Regions from separate parts of the Homo sapiens genome. Here region 1 is linked to region 2. A link is a contact called in ENCODE Hi-C data. All regions are on one chromosome and are shown on one strand. The core of a region is the stretch at or near the end of the contact, and the rest is flanking DNA. Distances in the headings are between cores, read along the strand shown. Region 1 holds the start of ETDC (embryonic testis differentiation homolog C). Region 2 holds the start of LINC02243 (long intergenic non-protein coding RNA 2243).

Region 1 (6,925 bases), core at 4,212-6,711, 360 kb after region 2:
TCATCAATAATCACTGATTTGTAAGACTGGAGATAGAAGAAAAACAAACAGCAACACCAGTGGAGCTGGGCATTGCAAGTCCCATCTGAACTGTAACAAAAAGGATTCATTACTAGACTCCCAACATAAGCTTGAGAAGGCCATCTCTGGCTGCCAGTGACTATGTCAGTGCTGAAATGGAGTCACCACCCAGAACAGCATTTCCAAGAATCCCTGGGGATAGGGGCACCCACTATGGGGACAGTGTGCTGAGCGTGGGCCTGGATGGGCATAGGTGGGTGGAAGCAAGCTAACCAGCAACTCATCCTATTCCATAGAGAATATAATGATAGGAACATGAATAAAGTTCCAGCTGCTATGGGAGACCTGGAGAGGAGGAGGTTTGTATTCCACGTGCTGAGGAACCTCTCAACAAGAGGTGAGACACTGCAACTTGGGCCCCTGTAGCCTGAATGGTAAGAATAGAGTTTCTGACAAATGCAGCCAAAGATCTCCATGAAATCCCAGGGAGAGACCTGTGCCCAACACCCAGCATGGCACATCTGCAAGCAGGACACACTACAAAAATCCTGCTTTCTTTTCCCCAGGGGGAAGATTTTGATGTCTACAATGCAAATGTTCCTTCGACGGCTAACCATGCATCTCACAACTCTCTGGGACAGAGTTCCTACAACCAGTTTCCAATTAAAATTGATAATTGATAAAACATTTAAAACATGCTACCTATAGAGAGGAAATGTAGCTCCAGTTCAATGAAGATTTTCACAAATGGTGAGTATTGACTTATTTAAGGAATAGACAGTGCCAAAAAGATTCTGACACTGACTTACATATTTAGACTCTGGCCCTGCGGAGCTATGTCTCACCTTTGCATCTACAAGGTTGCTTATGGCAATTGCCATGACTCTCTGCCTTGGAGGCCTTTTGTCTCACCCTTAGAGCATGCTGGACTTGACCCAAGGCCAACTGGAGGTGACAGAGATTTATATCACCCCTGGGGGAAGTCCTTTAAGAAGTATGGTTGGTTATTTGGTGGCTAAATACCCTCAAGACTTTTCATCCTACCCTTGGGATGAATGTCAGGTGTGGGTTCGACACAGTCTCCCATAGGATCCCCCTGGGAATTAGCTCAAATTGCCCGACACAGTCTCCCATAGGATCCCCCTGGGAATTAGCTCAAATTGCCCACACTGGTAACCTGCTAGATTATTCTTGCCACTTAATTGGCTGCATTCCTTCTAAATCTCACAACACCCCTACCAGTGCTACCTGGGACTCCCTCCTACATAGGCACTTTCTACTCATAAGTGTGCCTCAGGGTCTATTTTTAGGGAACCCACATTTGAACACCTTGTATGCTAATTTACACTCACACTTGAATGTCTGGCTAGAAGTAGAATTGTAGGCTCAAAGTTATTTTGCACCAACAGCCAAAAGACGATTCTTTCTTTCCTAGGAATTTCTGGTTACCTCATTAGCTCCCTCTCTCTTTTTCTCAATTGAAGAAGTATATCTCTTGCGAGAATTCCCTCCCCACTCTGCAAGCCACTCTCATTTTAAATTTATTTGATTATAACAGCTACCCACTCCCTCCCCCAAACTTCAAGGGAGACAAACCAAGACCTCTAAGTGGGCTTTTAAAGTCACCTCCCTCTAGAAATTTAGGGCTGCAGGGCTTCTCCACGTGCCCACTCAGCCGTCCTTCCACCTTCTCTAAACAGGGCCTCTCTTGAATCCAACACCCCCAGACTCTGCAATGTTAGTAAACACTCTCTCAAAGGGGAGTAGCTAGAGTTCATCTGTTGTGGTCTCGGGTAGCAGAGACAGGTGAGAAGTTAAGAAACCATGTGAACAAAAGGCACATCCAACCAAAAGCAGTGAGAAAACAGCTTCTATTTGTAACAGTTGCATTATGGGAAGGATTTATTGATCCACACCATTTTCCTGGATTTTCTACGCTCCCTGTGGTATAGAGATGGGTCAATGGCATAGTGTTTTAACAAAGGCCAATTCCACCCTGGTATGGTTTGCGTCTGTGTCCACAGCAACTCTGTCAGATTCGCATCATTTCTGTGATTCCCAAGCTGTCTGCTGAGCAGAATGCTCAGCATGGATTTAGAGGCCAGACTGGGTCTTAAGTATTTGTTTGCCTTCCTCCTGGTGCTCTGTGCAGATGCGCTGGGACTGACTTCAGAGTGTCCCTGAGCCATGACTGCTTGACTCCACAGATCCACAGATGGCTTCAGGAAGACAGGACAACAGAGATACATACACACACACACACACACACACACACACACACACACACACACACACACGGGATTATAAAAAGCTTTGTGACAATTTGTGATTTTAAATGTCAGCTATATCATTTCTTTGAGTCCCACATATGCATAAATGTATTTCTAGAATATCTTTGTTGGCCCATGAACATGTCTATCAATTCCTGTTTCATTTGCTAATACTACAGACTAAGTTTTGAGTCCAGAATGACAAGCTCCCCCTCTTACATAATCCTTCGCATTTTTTCCAGTATAATTGCATCTGTTCTTCCAGTTACACATACACTCAAAATTGTGCTATAAATTATGATTGGGATTGCACTGGATTTACTGATTTATTTAGAGGAGAATTGATGCCATTGCAAAAATTGATCTTCCTTTTCAAAAAATGTAGTATTTTAAAATGTTATGTGAATATTCAAACTGGAAGCTCATAAAAAGTTGCATGTGTGTTTTCCTTGTGTTTGTCCTCATCTTTCTAGGTGTTTCATAACATTTGCAACCAATGTAAATAGGACATTTTATTTCTATGATATTCCCTATTTAAGGAAGACTATGCAGATTTTTAATTTATGTATTCATTTATTTTTATTTTAGAGATGGGGTCTCCGTATGTTACCCAGACTGGTCTTGAACTCCTGGGCTCAAGCGATCCACCCACCTCAGCCTTCCAGAGGCTATAATCCAGCTGGGATTATAGGTGTGAGCCACTGTGCCTGGCCTAGTATGAAAAGCTTTTATGCATTTAACATCTATCAATCAACCTCTCCTGGCCTATTTCCTAGGTGATTGCCATGGTTTTCTAGGATGTCAGTTCCTTAAGAGAAAGAGTTTTCCACTTTCTTTGTTAATAAAATACTGAATACCAATAAGTTCTCTTCCCACTGCAAATTGTTTAGAACACTGAACACAGCCTCAGGGTCTTTACATGGTTCTGTGGGGGCTAGGAAAAAACCTGAAGGACTGAGCCTTCCTTCCCTGCCACTCAAGAAAGGGAGTGTGTGACCTGGGTCGCTTTACAGGAACCTCAATTTCCTCAGTTCTTACATAAGATTGAGTGGGCAGCCAGTGTGCAGGCAAGCCACATCTCCTCATAACAGTCATTTTAGTTCCTCATGAGAACCCCACTATAAAAATCACAAAGCCCTGTCCTCACCGTTATCCCTCTGACAGCCTGGAAAATCCATGTCCTGCATATAGACACTACCCACCTGCGTCACACTTTAATGGTAACAATGTAGTTATTCTAGATCAGATACTTGAAAGGGAATATGGCTTGAGACATATGCATATGTCTCAACAAACTAGTCTAGTTTTAGCATAAGATTTTCCAAGGCATTAAAAGCCCACCTGCATCCCAGGTCCACAGAATAAAAGTGTGGAGTTCCACTGCTCTGAGCTTTGGGAGGGGGTCACACAGTTGTGTGAGACACAGCAGTGTTTAACTGCAGTGTTAAATTTCTGCAACTAAACACTCCATTTACATGAACTGTGTATTATAGAGGGAGTAATTGCAGAGTCATGACCAAAACTGGATGCAGAGATTGACAAGCAAATGGGAAATTCAACCTAACACTAATTCCCTGATTGGAACATGGCAGACAAAGTCGCTGATCACTACCCAGGGAACCTGGCAAGATGCAGTGGGTGCTGTAATCTACACAAAGGATAAATTTTAATGAAGGGATTTTGCACAAGCCAGGGACAAGCTCTGAGGCCAGGATAGCTGAATGTCCCATCCAGGAAGGAGACATGTAGATGGCACCCAGCCACAAGATATACCTACTTCCTCTCCCAGCAACTTCCACTTACCCTATTCTGCTCTGAACCAGAAGGAAGCCAGGTGATGGTTGTCAGTATTTGAATCTTGCAGACTGTTGGCATTACGTTCTGAGAGCAGTCGTGAGTAATCATAGTAACCGTGACTTCACTTGGTTCTGAACCAATCAGGCCCTGGGACTCAGGGAAAAAGAGAGAGTGTGCTAAGGAAAGAAGTCATGTTTCCTCTCACTGTTTACTCTCTGGTCCAGGTCTTTCTTCAAAAGAAACCTGAGTGGTCTGACAGGTAAAATATTCTGATATACCAAGATCATAGAGCATCCTTTTGTGCCATAACCTAACTAATCTACCTGATAAACCTCAACCCTGTTTGGTAATGGGGGGGAAGGTATGGGAGAGTCATTTGTTCAAACTGATACAGAGAAACTATAGAGCAGTGGGTAAAAACACAGGCTTCAGATACAGGCTTTTTTCAGTTCCAATCTCACCTTTCTATCACTTGGGCAAGTCCTTTAATCTCTCTTGAGGTCAAAATAGAGAACACAGTTGGCATCCACCCCTAGCCTTGGCATTATGCCAGATTCAAGTATAATACCACTCAGCACTTTTTGGGGTGAGACTGGGTCAGTTATCAGAGGCGAGTACAATCTTTAAATAACTGAGATTATGTTCCCAGGATGGAAACTCAGAAGGATGGGCCTTAGAAACAGAAACTAGGTAGCACCTGAGAATGTCCAGTTTATTTCTTACACAAGGGTTTGGAGTAAGATCCATACCTGCGTCACCAGTGATTTTCAAAGAAGGCAAATCCTATTTGAAGCTAAAGTAACATAAAGAGATTTGGAATGAGGAAACAAATTATAGCAGCCTGTAGGTTGTAGAATGAAGAAATACAGATGTAAAATAATGAATTTTGTTATGGATAGATTTACCAAAGAGACCTACTCTCTCAACTTGCTGCACAAAATGCAGTAGAAGAAAGCCCCTATCCCAAGTACAGGGAAAACTCAGAGGTGAAAAGAAGGCAGCTCTGCAAAACAGCAACATAGAATTGAGTTAAAATTAATGCGAATGTAAGAATTACGTCGACACTTGAGCTATAAGCTAGCACTTTGAGTACAATCTAACAGGTCTGTGTGTGTCAGGTGATGATCAGATTGATACAACAGTGTGTCCTTAATGTCCCGGGTCCCATCAGGCTCCTACACAGCCCCATGTGTGAGACAGATTGAATAAATGATATGGTTGGCATTTCAAATCAGATGATGGCCCAAAGTGTGTGTGGGTGTGTGGCAGTGGGGAAGAGGTCCCCAGATCCACTTGATTACATGGAATTCATCATCTTTTTCAGGCTTCCTTGGTTGTGCTGTTTTACTGAGGTTGTTTGGGGCTGCTGCTTCATGGATAAAGAACTCCCTAAAGCCAGTCCCAGTGAGCCTGCACTGAACATCAAGAAGTCAGGCAAATCCTTCAAATGCAAGAAGCCCACCAAAAATGTGCAGGTCTTTTTAATCAACAGACAACTGGGCAGGAACAGAAGTGACACTGACCTGTCAAAGTGGCTATGGATGCTGCCATAAAGCAACTCCAGGGTGAACATGGCCTTGGACAAAAAGTCATGTGGCTTATGTGCTGAGGCCTGCCCAGAATTTTGAGACATTAATTATAATTAGAACAATAAACTCCTCCCATGTTTGAGCCATTAAAACAGAGTCTGTCATTTCACTCCTTTGGGTTGGATGTGTGTTTGCTGACAGGGCTTACTTGGGTTACACTGGAAGGGGCTTTTGTTCATCCTAACGCACAGTGCAGGGGTGCTCAGACACAGAGCAGAGAGTGAGATCATGCTGCACACCAGATCTCCCCCATCAATCTGAAAAACACTGCGAAGTCGAAGTGATGTAGTACTTGGCATTCAAGGACCAAAGACTCTAATCCCTAGCCATTTTGAAGAGACCACCCTGGTGTTTCTCTCTAAAACCTAATGCCTGTCCTAATGAAAAGACATCGTTTAAGAGCAGACCAACAGCTGGGCCGGGGGTTTGGGACATGTTTCATCATTGCAGATGTCATGTCCACAGAGCCTTCCAGGGGCAACTGCTCTATTCAGTGTCCCCAGGAAAGTGGAATGCCCTGATGGCTTTTTTGTGTCATGTCAAACAAACCTTCAGGCCACAGCCAATCAAAGATAATTAATTTTCCTGAAGTGAAGCCACCCAATAGTCCAACAAGACATATGAGATGGTTCCCATTGAAAAACCTCTGTCCCTAAGAAATATCCTGAGCAAGTCAGATACTCCAAGAAACCTGAAATGGGAACTATGTGCACAATTGGTGACTGAGAAGTGAGAGCTAAAGCTGAAGAGGGGACAGGGAGAGCAAAGAGGTCAGAGCCATGGTGGATATGGGCAAGCTTAAGTTAGGAATAAGATGAAATTAACATAAAAGGAACCATTAAAACCATAACAAATTCCAAGCATTTCTCTTGTCCTTTAACGTAAGCTGCAAAATAAGCCTGCAAGCAGTCCTTCTGTCCCCTCCACCTCTCCTTCCCAATTCCCTGTGCTCTCACAACCTGTCCAGCATTTCCCAAGTCCCCTTCCTGTGTCCCCTCCCCCACCTACATCTAAGGGGCTGTTATTCTCTCTACCCTTAGCCAGGTCTCTTCTGGATCTGTATTAGATAGAAAATTTAACTCCTCTATGTCCATTTAACTCTCCTCCCTGTCCCTGTCAACTTTGCTTTCCCTGCTCTGATTCAGCATTGCCAAAATAGAACCACAAGCCTCTCCTCAGAGGATGCAACTGACTGTAGGTTGGAAGGGGAGGGTTTAGAGGACATCCAGGTAGAGGGGCCTCTTGGGT
Region 2 (6,467 bases), core at 3,674-6,173:
GACTGCAGAATGGGCAGTTAGAGGAAGTCTAGAGACCTGTTAGAAGACTGTTCCAATTATCCAAACCAGAGATGATGATCAGTGCTTAAACTAAATTTGTGGCAATGGGGATAAAGAGATGGGAATTGATTCAAATGTAAACCAAAAATAAAATTCTAACCCCCCCCCCCCCCACCGCCCCCAATCATCTGAATGGACTTCTTCCTCGGCCAGGGCACTCTCAAAATATAACCTGAGAGACTGGCTCAGGCCTTGACGGGAAGTGGGGGCCAGACATGCCTTCTTATACTTCTCTGGTATTAACATCAATGCAGTCTGGTAAGAAGCATTTATGGCCAGGCACGGTGGCTCATGCCTGTAATCCCAGCACTTTGGGAGGCTGAGGTGGGCGGATCACCTGATGTCAGTGTTAGGTCTCTGAGCCCAAGCTAAGCCATCATATCCCCAGTGACCTGCACGTATACATCCAGATGGCCTGAATCAACTGAAGATCCACAAAAAAAGTGAAAATAGCCTTAACTGATGACATTCCACCATTGTGATTTATTTCTGCCCCAGCCTAACTGATCAAAGTACTTTGTAATCTCCCCCACCCTTAGGAAGGTTCTTTATAATCTCCCCCACCCTTGAGAATGTACTTTGTGAGATCCGCCCCGTGCCCCCAAAACATTGCTCTTAACTCCACCGCCTATCCCAACACCTATAAGAACCAATGATAATCCCACCACACTTTGCTGACTCTCTTTTCGGACTCAGCCCGCCTGCACCCAGGTGAAATAAACAGCCATGTTGCTCAAACAAAGCCTGTTTGGTTGTCTGTTCACACGGATGCGTGAGACAGTCAGGAGTTCGAGACCAGCCTGGCCAACATGGTGAAACCCCATCTCTACTAAAAACACAAAAAATTAGCTGGGCGTGGTGGTGCATGCCTGTAGTCCCAGCTGCTCAGGAGACTGAAGCAGGAGAATCGTCTGAGCCTGGGAGGCAGAGGTTGCAGTGAGCGGAGATCTGTCACTGCACTCCAGCCTGGGTGACAGAGTGAGACTCTGTCTCAGTAAAAAAAAAAAAGAAGCATTTACAATCTATTCTCTCTGAAGCCTGCTACCTGGAGGCTTCATCTGCATGATAAAACTTTGGTCTCCACAACCTCTTATCACATCTCAGACATTTCCTTTCTGTTGATACCAGGTCTTCAGATAAACTCAACCAATTGTCAACCAGAAAGTTTTAAATCTACCTATAACCTGAAAGCCCTCCTCCCTGCTTTGAGTTGTCCCACCTTTCTGGACCAAACCAATGCACATCTTAAATGTATTTGATTTAAGTCTCGGGCCTCCCTAAAATGTATACAACCAAGCTGCACCCTGAGCACCTTGGGCAAATGTTCTCAGGATCTCCTGGGGGCTGTGTCACAGGCCATGGTCACTCATATTTGGCTCAGAATAAATCTCTTCAAATATTTTAAAGAGGTTGACTCTTTTTGTCGACACAAACAAATATTTATTGTGCACCTAGCAGGTGGCAGGCTTAGTCCTAGATGCTGGGGATGCAGCAGTGAATAACACAAAGTTTTACCCTTATGGAGCTCACATTCTAGGGGCGGAAGGAAGAAAAATAAACAGCAATTTCATATATTACCTTTGTGAGGTCATAGTAAATACTAAGAAAGATAAAGCAGAAGAAGAACGCAGAGATCAAGTAGGGTAGATGTCAGGCCTCAGAGTCCAGGCTAAGCCATCATATCCCCTGTGACCTGCACGTATACATCCAGATGGCCTGAAGTAACTGAAGAATCACAAAAGAAGTGAAAATGGCCTGTTCCTGCCTTAACTGATGACATTACCTTGTGAAATTCCTTCTCCTGGCTCATCCTGGCTCAAAAGCTCCCCCACTGAGCACCTTGTGTTCCCCGCCCCTGCTCGCCAGAGAACAACCCCCTTTGACTGTAATTTTCCTTTACCTACCCAAATCCTATAAAACAGTCCTACCCCTATCTCCCTTCGCTGACTCTCTTTTCGGACTCAGCCCTTCTGCACCCAGGTGAAATAAACAGCTTTATTGCTCACACAAAGCCTGTTTGGTGGTCTCTTCACATGGATGCGAGTGAAAGTAGAGACATGCCATTTATGATATGGTGTTCTGTGAAGCAGTGGAGAAAAGACTGAAGGAAGTGAGGAAGCCGCAAGAAAACCTGGGGAGCCTGTGGTGGTTCACGCCTGTAATCCTAGCTTCTCAGGAGGCTGAGGTGGGAGGATTACTTGAGCTCTGGAGTTTGAGACCAGCCTGGGCAACATAGTGAGACCCTGTCTCTACAAAAATAAAAAATTAGCCGGGTGTGATGGCACATGCCTGTAATCCCAGCTATTTGGGAGGCTGAGGCAGGAGGATTGCTTGAGCCTAGAAGGTTGTGGCTGCAATGGGCCATGATCTGGCCACTGCGTTCCAGCCTGGGGACAGAGTGAGACCCTGTATTAGTCAGTTTTCACACTGCTATACCCAAGACTAGATAATTTATAAAGAAAAGAGGTTTGACTCACAGTTCAGCATGGCTGGGGAGGCCTCAGGAAACTTAAAATCATGGTGGAAGGCAGAGGGGAAGCAAGGCACCTTCTTCACAAGGCAGCAGGAAGGAGAAGTGCTGAGTGAAGGGGGAAGAGCCCCTTATAAAACCATCAGATCTCGTGAGACTCACTCACTATCACAAGAACAGCATGGGGGAAACCACTCCCATGATCCAATTACCTCCACCTGGTCTCTCCTTTGGCATGTGGGGATTATGAGGATTACAATTCAAGATGAGATTTGGGTGGAGACACAAAACCTAACCATATCAGACCCTGTCTCTAAAAAATAAAAATTTAAAAAAAAGAAAAGAGGCCGGCGCGGTGGCTCACGCCTGTAGTCCCAGCACTTTGGGAGGCCGAGGCGGGCAGATCACGAGGTCAGGAGATCGAGATCATCCTGGCTAACATGGTGAAACCCTGTCTCTACTAAAAATACAAAAAATTAGCCGGGCATCGTGGCGGGCACCTGTAGTCCCAGCTACTCGGGAGGCTGAGGCAGGAGAATGGCATGAACCCGGGAGGCGAAGCTTGCAGTGAGCCAAGATCGTGCCACTGCACTCCAGCCTGGGCTACAAAATGAGACTGTGTCTCAAATAAAAAAAAAAAGAAAAAAGAAAAAAAAGAAAGTTTGGGGGAAGAGCATTCCAAGCAGAGGGAATAGTAATTGCAAAGGCCCTGAAGTGTATAAAAGCTATTTAGAAGTTCAATGTGCCATTCAATAATGAGAAGCTGACCTCAGGTGGGTTGGTTGGTTCTATAATCTGAGCCCAAAAAGCAAGGACCACTTTCTCTTTCTTTCTTGCTTTCTTCCTTCCGTCCTTTCTTTTTTTTTTTCTTTTTTTTTTTGACAGAGTCTTACTCTGTTGCCCAGGCTGGAGTGCAATGGCACTATCTCAGCTCACTGCAACCTCCGTCTCCTGGGTTCAAACAATTCTCCTGCCTCAGCCTCCCAAGTAGCTGGGATTACAGGTGTCCGCCACCATGCCCAGCTAAGTTTTTGTAATTTTAGTAAAGATGGGGTTTTGCCATGTTGCCCAGGCTGGTCTCGAACTCCCGACCTCACGTGATCGACCCGACTCAGCCTCCCAAAGTGCTGGGATTATAGGTGTGAGCCACCACACCTGGCTGCAAGGACCACTTTCTAGGCAAGAAAACCAATAAAAGAAGAAATTCTGAGAAGACAACACTGGCTAAGTAGGGAAGGCTCTGTTACCAGAAGGCTCTATTGTAGAAGGGCCCAGATGCCAGAAAATGGCCCTGAGCCAGGGAGCCAATGTCACTCTGGAAACAGGTCAGTAGTGTGAAGGGAGAGGCTCTTTCAGATGTCCCTGGCATGAATATTGTGGCAAGCAGAATAATGGAGCCCCAAAGATACCCATTTTGTAACTCCCAGCATCTGTGAATATGTTACATGGCAAGGAGGTGTAAGCTAAAAGAATCCAAAGTCCCTCCACCGACTGAAGGGACTCCTTCTTGGCCAAGGAGACCTCTCACAAAAACCTTAAAGACTGAATTCCTGGCCATGACAAGAAGTGAGATTGAACGTGCCTCATTATACCCCCACCCCTTTGGAGCTTAGGCACAACTGACCAGCATTAAGGTTAAAATAGAGATCATAACACTGACAAAACAGACTCTTTATGACTAAGATACCCAATTATAAACAAGACCTAAGGCTATGCAAGTCAAAGGTTAAATTGCAGTTGCCAGTCATTGATCTTGTGACATAGCATCCTTATCTTAAAACATTCCTTTCTGTTGACTCCCAAGTTTTAGACAGAGCTTTACTCCTTTAACCAACTGCAAGTTAAAGAATCTCGGAGGCCACCTATGACCTGTAAACCCCCACTTCAAAATATCCAGCTTTTTTTGGCCAAACCAATGTATAAACTCTATGTACTGATTTATGACTTTGCCTGTAACTTCTACTTCCCTGAAATATATGAAACAGAGTTGTGACCTAACTGCCTCATGACCACTTACTCAAGGCTTCTTGGATTTGTGTTTCTTCCTGGGCCCCAATCACTCATGTTGGCTTAGAATAAGTCTCTTTAAAATATTTTAGAGTTTGTTTTTTTGTTAACTGAAGAATTAAGTTTGTAGGTGGAATTAAGGTTGCTGATCAGCTGACTTTGAGATGGAGCGATTATCCTGGATTATCCAGGTAGGCCCAATATAATCATAAGGATCCTTATAAATAAACAAAGGAGGCAGGGAAATTTGTGTCAGAGTGATTTGATATGAGAAACGCTCAACCTATGCCTTTGAAGATAGAGAAAGTGGGTCAGTCATGAGTCATGTGGTGACCTCTAGAAGCTAGACAAAGCCAGGAAACGGATTCTCTTCTGCAGCCTCCACAAGGGAATGAAGGCTGGCATCTAAACTCAATCAGCAAAATAAATTCAATAAGGAAGATTTGAAGATCAAAGACCTTCCTCTCTCTGGCTTCACATTTCTCATCACTAGGTCAGTGATGTTCAAATCATTTTTAGGTGATAGTTTTATGTGTCAACTGACTGGGCCATGGAGTCAAGAGGGTTTGGTCAAGCATTATTCTAGGTGTGTCTGTAAAGGTAGGTAGGTGTGTGTGTGTGTGTGTGTGTGTGTGTGTGTGTTTTAATATAGAGATAGGGTCTTGCTCTTGCTCTGTTGCCTAGACTGGAGTGCTGTAGCATGACTATAGCTTACTGCAGCCTCAGCCTCCCAGGCGCAAGCAATCCTCCCATTCCAGCCTCCCAAGTATCTAGAACGACAGGTGCATGCCAACACCTCTGGCTAATTTATTTTAATTTTTTTTTTGTAGAGACAGGGTCTTGCTCTGTTGCTCAGGCTGGTCTCGAATTCCTGGGCTCAAGTGATCCTCCTGCCTCAGCCTCACATAGCCCTGGGATTACAGGTGTGAACCACTGCACCCAGCCTGTAGGGTGTCCCTGCATGAGAATAATATCTAAATCAGTAGGCTGAGTAAAGCAGATTGCCCTTCCTAATATGAGTGGGCCTCATCCAACAGTTGAAAGCCTGAAAGAACAAAAAAGCTGACCCTTCCCTGAGTAAGAGAGAATTCTTCCTGCGTGATGATCTTCAATCTGGGACATTGACTTTTTTTCTGCCTTTGGCCTGAAACATTGGCTCTCCCTGGGTCTCGAGCCTGCGGGCCTTTGGACTGGAACTAAATTATCAGCTCTCCTGGGCCTCCAGGTTGTCTATTCACCCTGCAGATCTTTCAACTTGCCAGACCCCATAATTATGTGAACCAATTCATTATAAAAATAAATCTCGATTGCTGGCAAGATGGCCGAACAGGAACAGCTCCGGCCTGTAGCTCCCAGCGAGATCGACATAGAAGGTGGGTGATTTCTGCATTTCCAACTGAGGTACCTGGTTCATCTCATTGGGACTGGTTGGACAGTGGGTGCAGCCCACGGAGGGCGAGCCGAAACAGGGTGGGGCATTGCCTCACCCGGGGAAGTGTAAGGGGTGGGGGAATTTTCACCCCTACCCAAGGGAAGCCATGAGAAACTGAGCCTGAGGAACTCCAGCACAGATACTGCGCTTGTCCCATAGTCTTCACAACCCACACACCAGGAGAATCCCTCCGGTGCCCACCCCACCAGGGCCTTGGGTTTCAAGCACAAAACTGGGTGGCCATTTGGGCAGACACCCAACTAGCTGCAGGAGTTCTTTTTTTTTTTTTTTTCTTGAGATGGAGTCTCACTCTGTCGCCCAAGCTGGATTGCAGTGGCGCAATCTCGGTTCACTGCAAGCTCCACCTCCCGGGTTCACGCCATTCTCCTGCCTCAGCCTCCCGAGTAGGTGGAACTACAGGTGCCCACCACCATGCCCGGCTAATTTTTTGTATTTTTAGTACAGATGGGGTTTCACCGTGTTAGCCAGGATGGTCTC

Evidence for each region. Hi-C counts contacts between places; a loop is a spot of excess contacts on that map. Pooled maps may share reads with other maps.
Region 1: a loop to region 2 is called in a map of dorsolateral prefrontal cortex, with 4 times the contacts of the local background. The contact joins the promoter of ETDC here to the promoter of LINC02243 in region 2. A Hi-C loop is called at or near these places in 1 of 168 maps with a recorded cell type or tissue (dorsolateral prefrontal cortex) and 2 of 50 pooled maps.

Annotation. Positions count from the first base shown.
Region 1 is chrX:135,304,019-135,310,943 of GRCh38, forward strand. ETDC (embryonic testis differentiation homolog C) reads left to right here and starts at 5,462. Exons shown (of 1, transcript NM_001358449.1): 1 at 5,462-5,641. The coding sequence starts at 5,462. The coding sequence ends at 5,641. The region is part of intron 1 of ZNF75D (zinc finger protein 75D); the gene reads right to left.
Region 2 is chrX:134,944,626-134,951,092 of GRCh38, forward strand. LINC02243 (long intergenic non-protein coding RNA 2243) reads left to right here and starts at 4,924. Exons shown (of 3, transcript NR_134925.1): 1 at 4,924-5,030; 2 at 5,575-5,910.